Linked DNA regions of Homo sapiens: regions 2 and 3 are each linked to region 1. Evidence: chromatin contacts called from ENCODE Hi-C or POLR2A ChIA-PET data. All regions are on one chromosome and are shown on one strand. Each heading gives the region's core, a stretch centred on a gene start or an enhancer-like site at or near the end of the contact. The rest is flanking DNA. Distances are from core to core; before and after follow the strand shown.

Evidence for each region. Hi-C counts contacts between places; a loop is a spot of excess contacts on that map. ChIA-PET counts read pairs that join two places held with the same protein, here RNA polymerase II (POLR2A). Pooled maps may share reads with other maps.
Region 2: a loop to region 1 is called in a pooled map, with 9 times the contacts of the local background. The contact joins the promoter of BCL2L1-AS1 here to the promoter of KIF3B in region 1. A Hi-C loop is called at or near these places in 4 of 50 pooled maps. POLR2A ChIA-PET finds 5 or more read pairs at or near these places in 2 of 52 experiments (WTC11 and activated CD4-positive, alpha-beta T cell).
Region 3: a loop to region 1 is called in a pooled map, with 2.9 times the contacts of the local background. The contact joins the promoter of ID1 here to the promoter of KIF3B in region 1. A Hi-C loop is called at or near these places in 2 of 50 pooled maps. POLR2A ChIA-PET finds 5 or more read pairs at or near these places in 2 of 52 experiments (H1 and activated T-cell).

Annotation. Positions count from the first base shown.
Region 1 is chr20:32,275,554-32,279,935 of GRCh38, reverse strand. KIF3B (kinesin family member 3B) reads right to left here and starts at 2,285. Exons shown (of 9, transcript NM_004798.4): 1 at 2,171-2,285. LOC124904885 (a long non-coding RNA gene) reads left to right here and starts at 2,393. Exons shown (of 2, transcript XR_007067561.1): 1 at 2,393-2,632; 2 at 4,294-4,382. RefSeq lists silencers at 1,910-2,089, 2,110-2,269 and enhancers at 1,923-2,433, 2,480-2,529.
Region 2 is chr20:31,672,620-31,676,846 of GRCh38, reverse strand. It overlaps BCL2L1-AS1 (BCL2L1 antisense RNA 1), which reads right to left and starts at 1,739. Exons shown (of 4, transcript NR_187576.1): 1 at 1,632-1,739. The region is part of intron 2 of BCL2L1 (BCL2 like 1); the gene reads left to right. LOC124904883 (a long non-coding RNA gene) reads right to left here. Exons shown (of 3, transcript XR_007067559.1): 3 at 2,600-2,663. RefSeq lists a cis regulatory region at 819-836 and enhancers at 756-900, 1,137-1,236, 1,207-1,501, 1,834-1,883, 1,904-1,953 and 1 more.
Region 3 is chr20:31,603,865-31,608,322 of GRCh38, reverse strand. ID1 (inhibitor of DNA binding 1) reads right to left here and starts at 3,034. Exons shown (of 2, transcript NM_002165.4): 1 at 2,510-3,034; 2 at 1,813-2,270. The coding sequence starts at 2,935. The coding sequence ends at 2,229. It overlaps LOC105372588 (a long non-coding RNA gene), which reads left to right and starts at 3,128. Exons shown (of 2, transcript XR_936669.2): 1 at 3,128-3,220; 2 at 3,378-3,632. MIR3193 (microRNA 3193) reads right to left here and starts at 1,137; the gene lies at 1,083-1,137. RefSeq lists a silencer at 983-1,277 and enhancers at 1,302-1,880, 1,927-2,596, 2,597-3,267, 3,657-3,836, 3,572-4,410.

The DNA of each region.
Region 1 (4,382 bases), core at 1,036-3,535:
CTTGGAAGTGGCAGAGCCAAGATTTTAGTCCAGGTAGTCTGATTGCAAGCTTTTAACCACAACTGCATAACAGCACTGAAAGGGCCTTCAGTATAATCTAGCCTAGTCCCCTCATTTTAATGAGGAGGGAATGAGGGACAGAGAAGCCCTCTTTTAAAGATTCCAGCTCTCAGGCTGGGCACAGTGGCTCATGCCTGTAATCCCAGTCCTTTGGGAGGCCAAGGCAGGCGATCACCTGAGGTCGGGAGTTTGAGACCAGCCTGACCAACATGGAGAAACCCCATCTCTACTAAAAATACAAAATTAGCCGGGCATGGTGGCACATGCCTGTAATCCCAGCTACTTGGGAGGCTGAGGCAGGAGAACTGCTTGAACCAGGGAGGCGGAGGTTGCAGTGAGCTGAGATGGCACCATTGCACTCCAGCCTGGGCAACAACAGCAAAACTCCGTCTCAAAAAAAAAAAAAAAGATTCCAACTATTTTCTGAGATCCTCACTTTGGGTGGTATCTATTTAAATAAAGCTTTACCTGAGATCTTGTTTCCTTGCCTTTTAACTTCTAGCCAGTTAAAAGTAACAAAAGAATACCCCTGTGGCCTTATAATAGCAACTGTTGCAAAATCAGAGGCAACAGTGAATGGGGGATAAAATACAGGATTTACCTAGAAACACGTCCACTTCCATCACTTAATAGATACAAGATTCTTAGGCAATGACTGGGTGTGGTGGCTCACGCATGTAATCCTAGCACTTTGGGAGGCCGAGGCAGGTATATCACTTGAGGCCAGGAGTTCGAGACCAGCCAGGCCAACATGGTGAAACCTTGTCTCTACTAAAACTACAAAAATTAGTGGACGAGGTGGTGAACATCTGTAGTCCCAGCTACTCGGGAGGCTGAGGCAGGAGAATCGCTTGAACACACGAGGCGGAGGTTGCAGTGAGCTGAGATCGCGCCACTGCACTCCAGCCTGGGCAACAGACTAAGACTCTGTCTCAAAAAAAAAAAAAAAAAAAAGGATTCTTAAGCAGGTCCTTCCCTTTACTTTTCTGAACCTCAGTTTCCTCATCGGCAAAATGAGGATGACATCACCAGGCACCTGGCAAAGTCTACATAAAGATTAAATGAAATAATATGCCTGGTAAAGTGCTTCTTAATCATATGCTTGTAAATAGTTATTACTGCTTTAAGCACTTCCCAAAGGACACAAAGATGCCTTTTTTCTTCTGGAAGGGTCAACGAAGCCCAGGTAGAAAATGAGACCATGACCCCAGCTATCTACAAGGGGTTGACCTCAAAGAGTTTCCCAGGACTACTTGTAGAAGTACCTCCCTTGCTCTGAGCAGAATGGAGAAGTAAAACCGGGGTTGGGGGTTGGCATTGCAGTAGGACTACCCATATGAGCTGGCACTCTACACACCTACACCTTACCTGTCCCAAAGTCATCTCCTCCTGGAAGTCTTGCCCTCCTACCCTGGACGCCTCATAATAGCTGGTTGAGCACTTACTATGTGCCAAGCTACTTGACATACCCAGTCTCACTGATTTCCACAGTAGTCTATTACCTCATTTCACAGATAAGGAAAAGAAGACTCAGAGAAATTAACTTGCCCAGGGCCACACAGTTACTAAGTGGAAATGCCACGTCTCTAACTCGCTCAGACTTCAAACTGCCCTCTTGGTCTCCCATCTAGGGTGCCCTAAGAATTCTCCCTCTCCCCATTTAGGGCACTTTCACATACACTTCTCATTATCTTTACCACTCTGAGCAGCAATGTTAGGACCCCATTGAATAAACAGGTCAGCTAAGGCCAGGGAGGTGAAAAGACTTGCCCAAGGTCACACAGCAAGCCCAGCACAGCGCCGAGGTTCGGACCCCAGGCTCTCGCTTCCCCGCCCTCCTCCCAAACTGGGGCCCTGACCACCGCCTCAGGGCCCCCAGGTGGGCTGCGACCCAAGGTGGCCGTGTCTGGGGGTCGGGCCGCGACCCTGCCAGGGGAAGGAGGGGCAAGGCCGTCCGGACTACCAAAGGATGCCTAGGAGGCAGGGCAGAGGATGCTCCGGCTCGCGGGACAGCAAAGCCAGGCAGAGGCGCGGGCGCAGGTCGCAGGGAAAACCCCAGGCGGCCACAGGATTAGCCCTGCTCGGTGGGCGCCCGGCCCCTCCGACTCACCTGAGGCCCGAGCCGAAAGCGGGCGGCGGCGGCGGCGGCGGCGGCGGCGGCGGCGGCGGGGGCGGCGAACCCCTGGCTCAGCCATTCCCCGCTGCCCCGGATGGGGAGAGACAGTGGCCGCTCACTTCCTTAGCAACCTGGCTCGGCGACCCACTTCCTTAGCAACCGGTGTCAATTTCAATAACTTTATTGGCACACGAGCAGAGGACAGGGAAAGCCGGCTGGAGGGGTCTGGGCGGGGCTCAGGTCGGTGCTGGTGTTTAGCGGGGGCCCAACACACCTCGGTCTCCTCACCCACCTAAGCGGGGAGAGTGGCGCACAACGTGGCCTGACTCCATCCTCTGGTATCTCGTGCCTCAGTTTCCCATCTGTAAATGGAACACACGCGATTTCAGCCGCCGTTCAACCTTTCTAAAAGCTTTCACATCCATTATCTGACTGGTGTCTCAAACTGCTACTGAGGTAACTCCCATTTAGGGTGCCCCCAGTGACTCAATACGAACACCTATAGGCACCCTTGTTGTAGCTTTCCTGTCCTTCACCCAATCCAGTCAGTCACAACCGCCCCAGGCAAGGCCAGGCCACGCTCATCTCTAGCCTGCCTGAAATATCTGGTCTGTTTCCATTCTTTTGTCCAGCTCTGTCCGAACAATCCATTTTCCATAAGGTGGCCAGAGTAATTATTTAAAACAGATCATGCGGCCAGGTGCGGTGGCTCCCGCTGTAATCCCAGCACTTTGGGAGGCTGAGGCAGGTGAATCACCTGAGGTCAGGAGTTCGAGACCAGCTTGGCCAACATGGCGAAACCCCGTCTCTAATAAAAATACAAAAAATTAGCCGGGCGTGGTGGCGCATGCCTGTAGTCCCAGCTACTCGGGAGGCTGAGGCAGGAGAATCGCTTGAACCCGGGAGGCAGGGGTTGCAGTGAGAGAGATGGCACCACTGCACTCCAGCCTGGGCGACAACAGCGAAACTCCGTCTCAGATATAAAGATTAAAATAAATAAATAAATAAATAAATAAATAAAACAGATCATGCCACTTTCTGATTAATACTCGATTTAATGGAGTCTCATTGCTCTTAGAATCAAATATGAAGTCCTTATTACTTCCTGCAAAATTCGTTAAAACTCTATTCCAACCACACTGGCCTAGAAGGGCAGGTTCCAACCCCCATGGAACTTACACCTGCTGTTCCCCACTAAATAGAAACTGCATAAGAGCAGTCTTTTATTTGTTCACTCTTGTATCCACCATGCCTGGAACCAAGCTTAGTCAATAGTAGTTGCTGAACAAATATGTTTTGCTCCTTGAATAAATGAATACCTGAGATGGTCTTCTTCATCTGCCTACAACTACTTTTTGCCTGTTGTGGCAGATATTGCTACTTCCTCTCAAAAACGTTATTTCTTCCTGCTCCTGGACACACAACTAGACAGTATTTCCCAGCCTTCCTTACAGTTCAGACCAAGTTCTGGCCAATTAAATGTGATGTGTGCTATTCTCAGGCCTGGCCCATTAAAACTCCCACATAATTTGATTTACACTTTCTCTACAGTGAAGAAGTTTATTTTTAAATAAAATAATAAAGGAAATACCAAAAGAGACTGCACCCAGCCTCTTTTGGTATTTCCTGAAGCTAATAATTGCCTCATTTTTTCCCCCCTTTCATTAGCTTTCTTTGCAGATATTGTTAATTTTTTCCTATGTGGTTAATAAATTAGACAAAATAATCAGCAGTGATTTTTCCAGATGTGTAACATAACAATTCGGCTAGGCATGGTGGCTCATGCCCATAATCCCAGCACCTTGGGAGGCTGAGGCAGGCAGATCACCCTGAGGTCAGGAGTTCAAGACCAGCCTGGCCAACATGGAGAAACCACGTCTCTACTAAAAATACAAAAATCAGCCAGGAGTGGTGGCAGGCACCTGTAATCCCCACTACTTTGGAGGCTGAGGCAGGAGAATTGCTTGAACCTAGGAGGTGGAGGTTGCAGTGACCCGAAATAACCCTATTGCACTCTAGCTTGGGTGACAAGAGCAAAACTCCATCTCACAAAAACAACAACAACTTAAAAAAAAAAAAAAAGTTCATGAGTTCTCTTTTGTTTTTTTCTCCTGAAGGCTTCAGCTCTGATCTGGACCAGTGCTCTCCAGGCCTACTGCACAGCTGTCATACTGAACTTTCCTATATCCTACACCTGGTTGGGATT
Region 2 (4,227 bases), core at 490-2,989, 600 kb after region 1:
AGGGAGCTCTCCATAAGTGCATAAGGAGAGAATGCCCTCGAGATGACTACCAACTCCCATGGGTGTGGACCATCAGAATGAAACAGACCCACTGTGGGACTTCAGCACTCCACCCTTCTGAACCCTGTCTGTGAAATGGGGGTGTTCGTGGTGAGCTTGAGTATTACATGGAAGGTTGGATGGGCATGCTGTAAGGTCCCTGGAGTCTCCGACTCTGTTCCAAGGGTGAGTATTGGTTTTTCTCACCCTGGACACTGGGAGAAGAATGGAGGGCTGTGGCCATCTACTTACGAAAGAATAGGGAGTCACCAGGGTTGAAATGAGAGAGTTGAGATGACGGGAGGCATCGGAATCCCAGGGGATGAGCCTATATGAGCACATAGCAGCCACCCAGGAACAGTTAAATGTTTGGACTCTGGAGACAGACTGCCTGTATTCAAATCCCAACTCTACCACTTGTGGCCTCTGTGACCTTGGGAGGGTGATTTATCCTCTCTGCCTCTGTTTCCTCATCTGTAAGCTGGAGAGTAATAACAGCATGTACTCGGTGGGATTATTGTGAGGATTAAGCAAATTCTTTACACACGAAGCACTTAGCACCATGCCTGGTACTTAGTAAACATCAGCTGTTTTATCTCCATCGGTTCCAGGGAAGGAGGTTATGAGCCCCCAAATGAGCATCTCTGCCCCCAGTAAATGCTTTTCTGAATTCTCTCTCTTTGCCCCCAAGCCCATCACCCTGGTTCTGAGCCAGAGAGATGGAGAGCCCACACTCGCACTGCTAGGCCTGATAGCTTTCTCGATTCCCCAGCGGAGGTGTTATCTCCTCCCGGCACAACCGCTTCCTTTTCTGAGAAATGCAAGTGCATCTGTCAGGCACAGCTTCTTAGAACTAATGGTGGGGGAGGAGGTGGAGGAGGAGAGGCTGGCAGCTGAATTGAACAGGTCAGAGTTGGAGGAAGATAAACATGAAGTTTGTTGTGAGGATACCACCAAATATTCCCTATAGCCCAGATGGCTTGAGCCCTCTATGACACCCCCTGATCTCACCACTACTGCTAGGGAGGTCAAGGCAGGAGAAACTGAGGCTCAGAAGCCAAAAGGCTTGCTGTGGCACCCACCCATACCTGGGCCGGCTGGACTGAGGTGTTGACCCCAACACAGTCTTGCCACCCCTCTCTTTGCCCTGCCTCCACTGAGCTGCTTCTCCAAGTTGCCCACCTCCAGGCCTATGTTTCCGTGGGGGAGAGGAGAAAGGCCATGTTCTTCTCACATCTCGGGAGCCAACAGCTCCCCTGGGAAAACCAGAGGAAGTGGATTCCAACCACAAACCTCACTTCTTCCGAGTCTCCGCCTGCAACTCCCTGCCAAAAGAGTGATAAGGCCTCTCCGTTTGCCCTACCCCCTTCCTACCATCTCCCAGCGATCTTCTAGCAAGGCCATGTTTGTCTATTCAGCACACATTTATCAGCCTCTCCCTCAGGGAAACTGAGGCCAGGAGCATAAGGTGACTCTGCAGGTGACTCACAGCCTGCCAATGCAGGGATGTGAGAAGGACAGAACAAGGTACAGTTCTGGTGTCCCTGGCACTTTTCCTGGCTGCTAGTAGCCTCTTCCTCTTCTCCACCTACCTCTTTCCTGAAATAACCAAGCAGGAAGGAAGCAATGGGCCTGGGCCCTCCAGAGTCACCCAAGAGGAAGGAAGGGTTCGTCTGGCACAGGCATGCTTGTTCCTCACTGAAGCCAGGACGGAAGGGTTTCACTTTCCCTCCTGGTCTTCGTCACATCCTTTTCCTGTGGCACCAGTTCCCCTCAGCTGGCAGGAGCCAGTGCTTATTCATTCAGCTGATGGCCTCAGGCTACTTTACCCTCCTTGACAGACCCAGGGCCATGGCCCTGGCTCAGAATATGGGGTTTGCTGCCAAACATACTGGGGCTTAAAAATGGCTTCCCTTTTTTTTTTTTTTTTTTTGAGACGGGGTCTCATTCTGTCGCCCTGGCTGGAGTGCAGTGGTGCTGTCACAGCTCACTGCAGTTTCAACCTCCCAGCCTCAAGCAATTCTCCCACTTCAGTCTCCTGAGTAGCTGGGACTATAGGTGCATGCCAACACACTCAGCTAAATTTCTAAGATTTTTCTTATAGAGATGGGGGTCCCACCATATTGCCCTGGCTGGTCTCGAACTCCTGAGCTCAAACAGTCTGCCCACCTTGAACTCTCAAAGATGCTGGGATTACAGGTGTGAGCCATCACAGCTAGCTGCCACTTATCCACTTTAGCTAGGTCTCAGTATCTCTGAGCCTCAGGTTACCTGGACTTAGAATGAAGGCCTTCCTCAGCCACAGAAGTACATGGACCTGGCCCATGATTGTCCTTTAGAAACTGAGCAGAGTACTGCATCAACGTTAGGAGTAAAGGCACTGAACCAGATTGCTGGTGTAGGCATCCCAGTTAGGTCACCAGCTCACTACATGGCCTTGAGCAATTCACAGATCATCTGTGGGCCACATATCCATCAGCTATATGGGTTAATGGTAGTACCCACTGACAGAGTGTAGAGACAACTAATGAACTAATCTACAAAAAAACCAAGAAGAGTACCTTACAGAGTATGTGCTCAGGAAGTGTGCGCTGCTGCTGAAGTCACTAAGGAAGTCAGGTTTTCTGTGGGTAGAGATAGCAGGGTCTAAGATGGCAAGATTGGACATCAGAATGAGTGTGAATGAAGTACTATCTTGGATAGATTAAAAGAAAAAGAATGGTGTGAGGCCAGAACTCAGACAGATCCTACTCTTGCCACTTCCTAGATAGGGATCTTGGGTAAATTCTGGAGCCTCCATTTTCACATATGTAAAATGGGGCTATTGATAAATGTTATGAGGATCAAATGAAAGCATTCATTTGTTCTTCTAAAATAGATTTATTTAGAATGGCATCTGCTGTGTTCCAAGTATAGCACACCAGGTTCTAGAGATACAGGTGACAGAGCCACACACAGTCAAGTGGGGGAGACAGGACAAAAAATAATCTCTCAAGTGAATATGATGATTGTACATGTAATTGGGAAATATGGCCTAGTGTGCATAGACTGCTTTATAGCTCAGTGCCCAGCACAGGTGAAACACTGAAATGTTTGGTAATGGTCAGCTGTCATAATAATAGTTTTTTGTTTCTTTGCTTTTATCTTTTGTTTTTTTGAGACAGGGTCTCACTCTGTTGCCCAGGCTGGAGTACAGTGGCCCCAAACATGATTCAATGCAGCCCTGACCTCCCAGGCTCAAAGATCCTCCTCAGCATCCTGAGTTGCTGAGACCATAGATGCATACCACCACACCCAGCTAATTTTTTTTTTTTTTTTAATTTTTTTGTAGAGACAGGGTCCTCCTGTGTTGCCCAGGCTGGTCTCAGACTCCTGGGCTCAAGCAATCCTCCTGCCTCAGCTCCTAAAGTATTTTATTACTGTTAACAAGTAAGGGCTGGGTGCGGTGGCTCATGTCTTTAATCCTAGCACTTTGGGAGGCCAAGGAAGGTGGATCACCTGAGGTCAGGAGTTCCAGACCAGCCTGGCCAACATAGTGGAACCCCACCTCTACTAAAATTACAAAAAATTAGCCAGGTGTGGTGGCGGGTGCCTGTAATCCCAGGCAACTTGGGAGACTAAGGCAGAAGAATTGCTTGAACCTGGGAGGCTGAGGTTGCAGTGAGCCAAGATCATGCCACTGCACTCCAGCCTGGGCAACAGAGTGAGAGGCTATCTCAAAAAAAAAAAAAAAAAAAAAGCAAGGACACCATGGACCAGAGAGGTGAAGTAACCTGCTCAAAGTCACACTACTTGGAAGAAGTGGGAAGGGTGGGCACAGTTGCTCATGCCTATAATCCCAGTACTTTGGAAGACCAAGGTAGGAGGATGAGGCCAGGAGTTTGAAACCACCCTGGGCAATGTAGTGAGACTCCATCTCTCCAAAAATTTACAAGAAAAAAAAAAAGAAGGAAATGTGGGCAGTGAAGCCAGGATGGGAACTAAAAGATCAGATTCAAGTAGGGACTATACTTCAGCCTCTGGCTGGTCCTCTGGCACTTGGGCCCCTTTCCTCAGGGCATCATGCCAACCTTTTCACCTGACTTCTACAGGGTCACAGGCACCTACAAGGTGACCTGCATCGTTCAGTTGGCTGCCTCTGGGCAGAGATCTAGCTGAAGTCAGTCTGTGCCTGTCTGAGTAGGTCCT
Region 3 (4,458 bases), core at 1,785-4,284, 670 kb after region 1:
GCCTCCGAGGACACTCCAAGGACTCACAGGCGACAATAATAATTTATAACTATGAAACATTCTGTGCCAAGCACTGTGCTAAACGTTTTACACACTTACTTTATTTCATTTATTCTGTACTACATTCCGTGAGGTTAGTACTGTAATACAGCAGCCGGTGGGGAGGAGGTAGCAAAGAACATAATTCGCCTGCAAGTACTGGGTTCTTCGATAAAATCCATAAACTGTGGAGGGGGTGTACCTGGCTTAATGTTAGTGCTCAAATCATAATCTTTCATTTGATTTTTTGTTCATCCCCTCTCTGAGCTTGTTCCTTCTGCTGTAAAACTGGGATCACAGTCTTGCCTTTAGCCCCACAGGGATCCATGAAATCGTTTTTGTAAAGGGTTCAGTTGAGCAGAGCCAGGCTTCTGGTGCTAAGGGCTATTGATTTTATTCTATTGTTTATTGACAAAATATATTAATAGCCCTTACCTGTCTGGGACAAGTTCTTTGTCATTCCTGGGACTCAGTTTCTCCATATGTAATACAGGGGGGTTTACCTGGCAGCAATCCTTGAGGGTTGGTGCCCCCAGGACCTAACGATAGCCCAGGGAGTTGCCACGTGAACTTTTGAGGAAGGGTTTGCCCAAACACAGCTGTCCCCACCTTCACTCCAGACCCGCAGAGGCCCAGGAATGCCAACCAATCTATAGAACAGTTATACACACAGAAACCCACAGTGTGGTTCTGTGGCCCCCAGACACACAAACCCATCCATCATGCCAGACCCATGCAGAGATGCCTACAATGCATTTAGGCAGAACACACAAGCCCAAACAGCTGGAGGTTCCACACTTATCTGCAGAACACATGTGCTCTCATTTGCCCTTCTGCACACACCCCCAAGCATACTCCTACTTACACCCCCTCCCCCAAGCCTATATGTGAACAGTTGGCCCATCCCCACTGTGGGAGTAGTGGGGGAAGATCAGCTTACTCCTGTTACATACACAGGCGTAGACACTCATACATGCTCCCCTGAGTAGAAATCCACATACATGTCCAGGAAGATTCTTAGACCCTTGCCAATGACATATTTTTCCTGCTCAGGAGCTGGGTAATGAGACTCGTCCACTCCTCAGATCCTACGCAGGAGCCCCGGGGTTGGTGGGGGAGATTTGTTTGAACTGCCGACAGAGCCAGGCCAGAGTGAGGAGGCCGAGTCTGGACCCAGAGCAGGTGTCTCGGCAGCTGTGCCCAGCCTGGCCCTGCCAACTTGCTCACCCACTTGGATGAGCCAGGAGCCCCAGGGCTGCCTGCTGGAACCCAGAGGTAGGCTGTTGGGGGAGGCACCTCCAACTGGGGAATGGGGTGATAGAATCACTGCCTCTCACAAGCTATGGCCCTAAGCAAGTCCCTTTCCACTGGGTCTCACTTTATCCACATCTTGGCAAGGAAGTGGGTGGTCCAGCGGCCAGGTTCTCCAACTTAAATGGCTTGCTCAATACTCCCAATACAGAGGGGGCCCTGGCAGGTTCATCTGCATTTTAACAACCTCCCCAGGTGATCTAGATGGCCCAATGATCACTGTGAGAAACCCCAGAGGTCTGGAGTATTTAGTTTTATAACACTGGGGAGCAGGGAAATGGGCAGGGATGGTGGGGGAAGAATAGACTTTAAAGACACCGGAAACACTCATTCAGGCCGGTAAGAGCAACAATCCAGATGTAGCCCTCCAATTCTCCTCCCAGAACCAGCTGTGAAGAGGGTCAGGGGTCAACCCCCAGCCCAGGCCCCTCCCCTCAACCCAAGAAGTCACTACAACTTTACCACCATCTAAATTATTTGTTTAATAACAAAAAAACAGCCCCACAGAACTATTGTAAAACAATATTTTCAGTCGGTGATCATTGTAATATACAATACAAAGCAATTTCCTCAGAAATCTGAGAAGCACCAAACGTGACCATTTTTTAAAATGTCTGCTTTTCAAAAAATAGAAACACACGAGTGGAATCCCACCCCCTAAAGTCTCTGGTGACTAGTAGGTGTGCAGAGAGGAGCGCCCTCTCCTCGCCAGTGCCTCAGCCTCAGCCCCAGGCTGGATGCAGTTAAGGGCGCAGTGGCCGCCGATCGGTCTTGTTCTCCCTCAGATCCGGCGAGGCGCGTTGGGGGAGACCCACAGAGCACGTAATTCCTCTTGCCCCCTGGATGGCTGGGGTCCGCCGGTCCCTGGGGGAGGCGCTTCAGCGACACAAGATGCGATCGTCCGCAGGAACGCATGCCGCCTGTGAAAACGAGAAGAAATGAGACCGGCGGGTTGGAAGGGACGCCGCTCCGAGCGCAGCGAACGCCCCCTTCCCCAGGAAGCACGACGGGGGAGCGCTTTTTCCAGGCTCCTTAGGCACCCCCGCATAGCCAGGTACCCGCAAGGATGGGACGGAAGTGGTGCAAGCGCCCACGCCCTCTCTGGCCTCCGTTTCCCCGTCGGTATAAGGATGATCTAGTGGTCGGATCTGGATCTCACCTCGGCCGTCAGGGCGCTGATCTCGCCGTTGAGGGTGCTGAGCGGAGCCCGGACCGGCAGCCCTCGGCCCCCGGGGGTTCCAACTTCGGATTCCGAGTTCAGCTCCAACTGAAGGTCCCTGATGTAGTCGATGACGTGCTGGAGAATCTCCACCTTGCTCACCTTGCGGTTCTGGGGCAGGGTGGGCACCAGCTCCTTGAGGCGTGAGTAACAGCCGTTCATGTCGTAGAGCAGCACGTTTACCTGCTGCTCGTCCAGCAGGGCAGGCAGGCGCGCCCCGGCGCCCCCGGCGCAGCGCGAGATGGCCACGCTCTGCTCAGACAGACAGCGCACCACCTCGCCCGCACCGCTCGCTGTCTTGCCGGCCTTCAGCGCGCAGCTGGGGCCCGCGGCGGCGGTGGCGGTGCTGCCACTGGCGACTTTCATGATTCTTGGCGACTGGCTGAAACAGAATGGGCAAAGCGAAAAAAATGAGGTGGAAGCCCGAAGCAGATACGGAAAATGGAACAGTTAAGAACGTGGAATGAGAGTGCGGAGCCACAGCTTGTCTTTTATAAACACGCCACGGCCCCCGGAGGGGCGGGCTCAGAACGTTCAAAAGCAGCCAATGGGCGGCATGGGGGCGTGACCCGCGCTCCTAGGTCCAGCCTCCTGCTCGTCTAGTGCCTGCTCGCAGTGTGGAAAGACGACCCGGGTTTCAGAACAGCAAGGGTGGGTCGGTGGCAGGGCACCGGGCAGGGCAGCGGGTAGAGGCGAGGGCCGCACTGGGCTCCTCTGGAAGGAGGCAAGGAAGCTAAGCAGGCATTGCCTTATAATGAAAAGACCTCAGGAATCAGTTTTTCCCATATTCACTTTCTCACTTCTCCAGCTCCATTTCACAGATGAGAGAAATTGAGGCCCGAACGGAGAAGCGGCTGGCTCTGGATAGCCCAGAGAGCCTGGGTTTCCGGACCCTCTTGGAAGATGCTTCTCGGACCCTGATCTACAAATATCAGGACCGAAATTTAAAGCGGGCGCTCCTTTACATCTGCTCCCCTGGGCTTTCTCAATTCCTAAATAATGTTGCTGTTCGTGTTCCTGAGACCCGGAGGGCCTACCCAGATCCCTCCCGGGTGGGAGCAATTAATTCGGGAAAGTCTAGTAAGTTTGGGGCTGGGTGGCTGGGAAGTGAACTAGATAGAGCGCAGTGGAGTGAGGCTGCATTCGATTCCACCTTGAATTTGCAGCTCCTTGCAAAAATTTCCTGAACCTGCAACAGTTCGTGATTTTTTAATGTTTTTTCCCATTTTTGGCTGCTTTTTAAATTTTCTTCTCAAAGACCTCAGAGCAGGGTCTCCCTCCCACGGCGCGGCAGCTGCGGAGCTACAGTCTCCCCCCTCCCTTCCCGGGCCGGTCTGTGTCAGCGTCTGAACCAGCGGCTCAGACCGTTAGACGCCAGGCCTGTGACGTCACCCATTCATAAAACCCGGACGGACTGTCAGGCTGGCGCCGCGCGGGCGGTCGCCATGGAGACGACAAACTGGTCTAGCTAGTTCCCGTGCTCCCCCCAGCCCGTCACCTGCAGACCCCGGGCGGGAGGCCTGGGAATGCGTTTCTTGCGGGCGCGGTCGCTGAGCAAGGGTCACCTTACCTCCCCGCCCCACACCTGCGAGTCTCCCAACCCAGACCCACAGCTTGGGCCGCTTGGGGTTTCTTCACCGCTCCCCCCACCTCTCCGCCCCAGCTACCCCTTCCAGCGTGGGGAAAAAGGCCTGAGTTCTCTTTCCAGCTCTGCAGCTGAGTGAATTCAGGCGGGTCGCATGCCCTCTCTGAGCCCTAATATTTAATATCTGCTTGGTGTTTAAATAATAATCACAAACGTGACCATTATTAATTTCTTACTTTGTACAGCGGGCACTGTATGAAGAGTTTGTCTTGATCATCTTTTTTCATTTATTTCTTATTTTAAA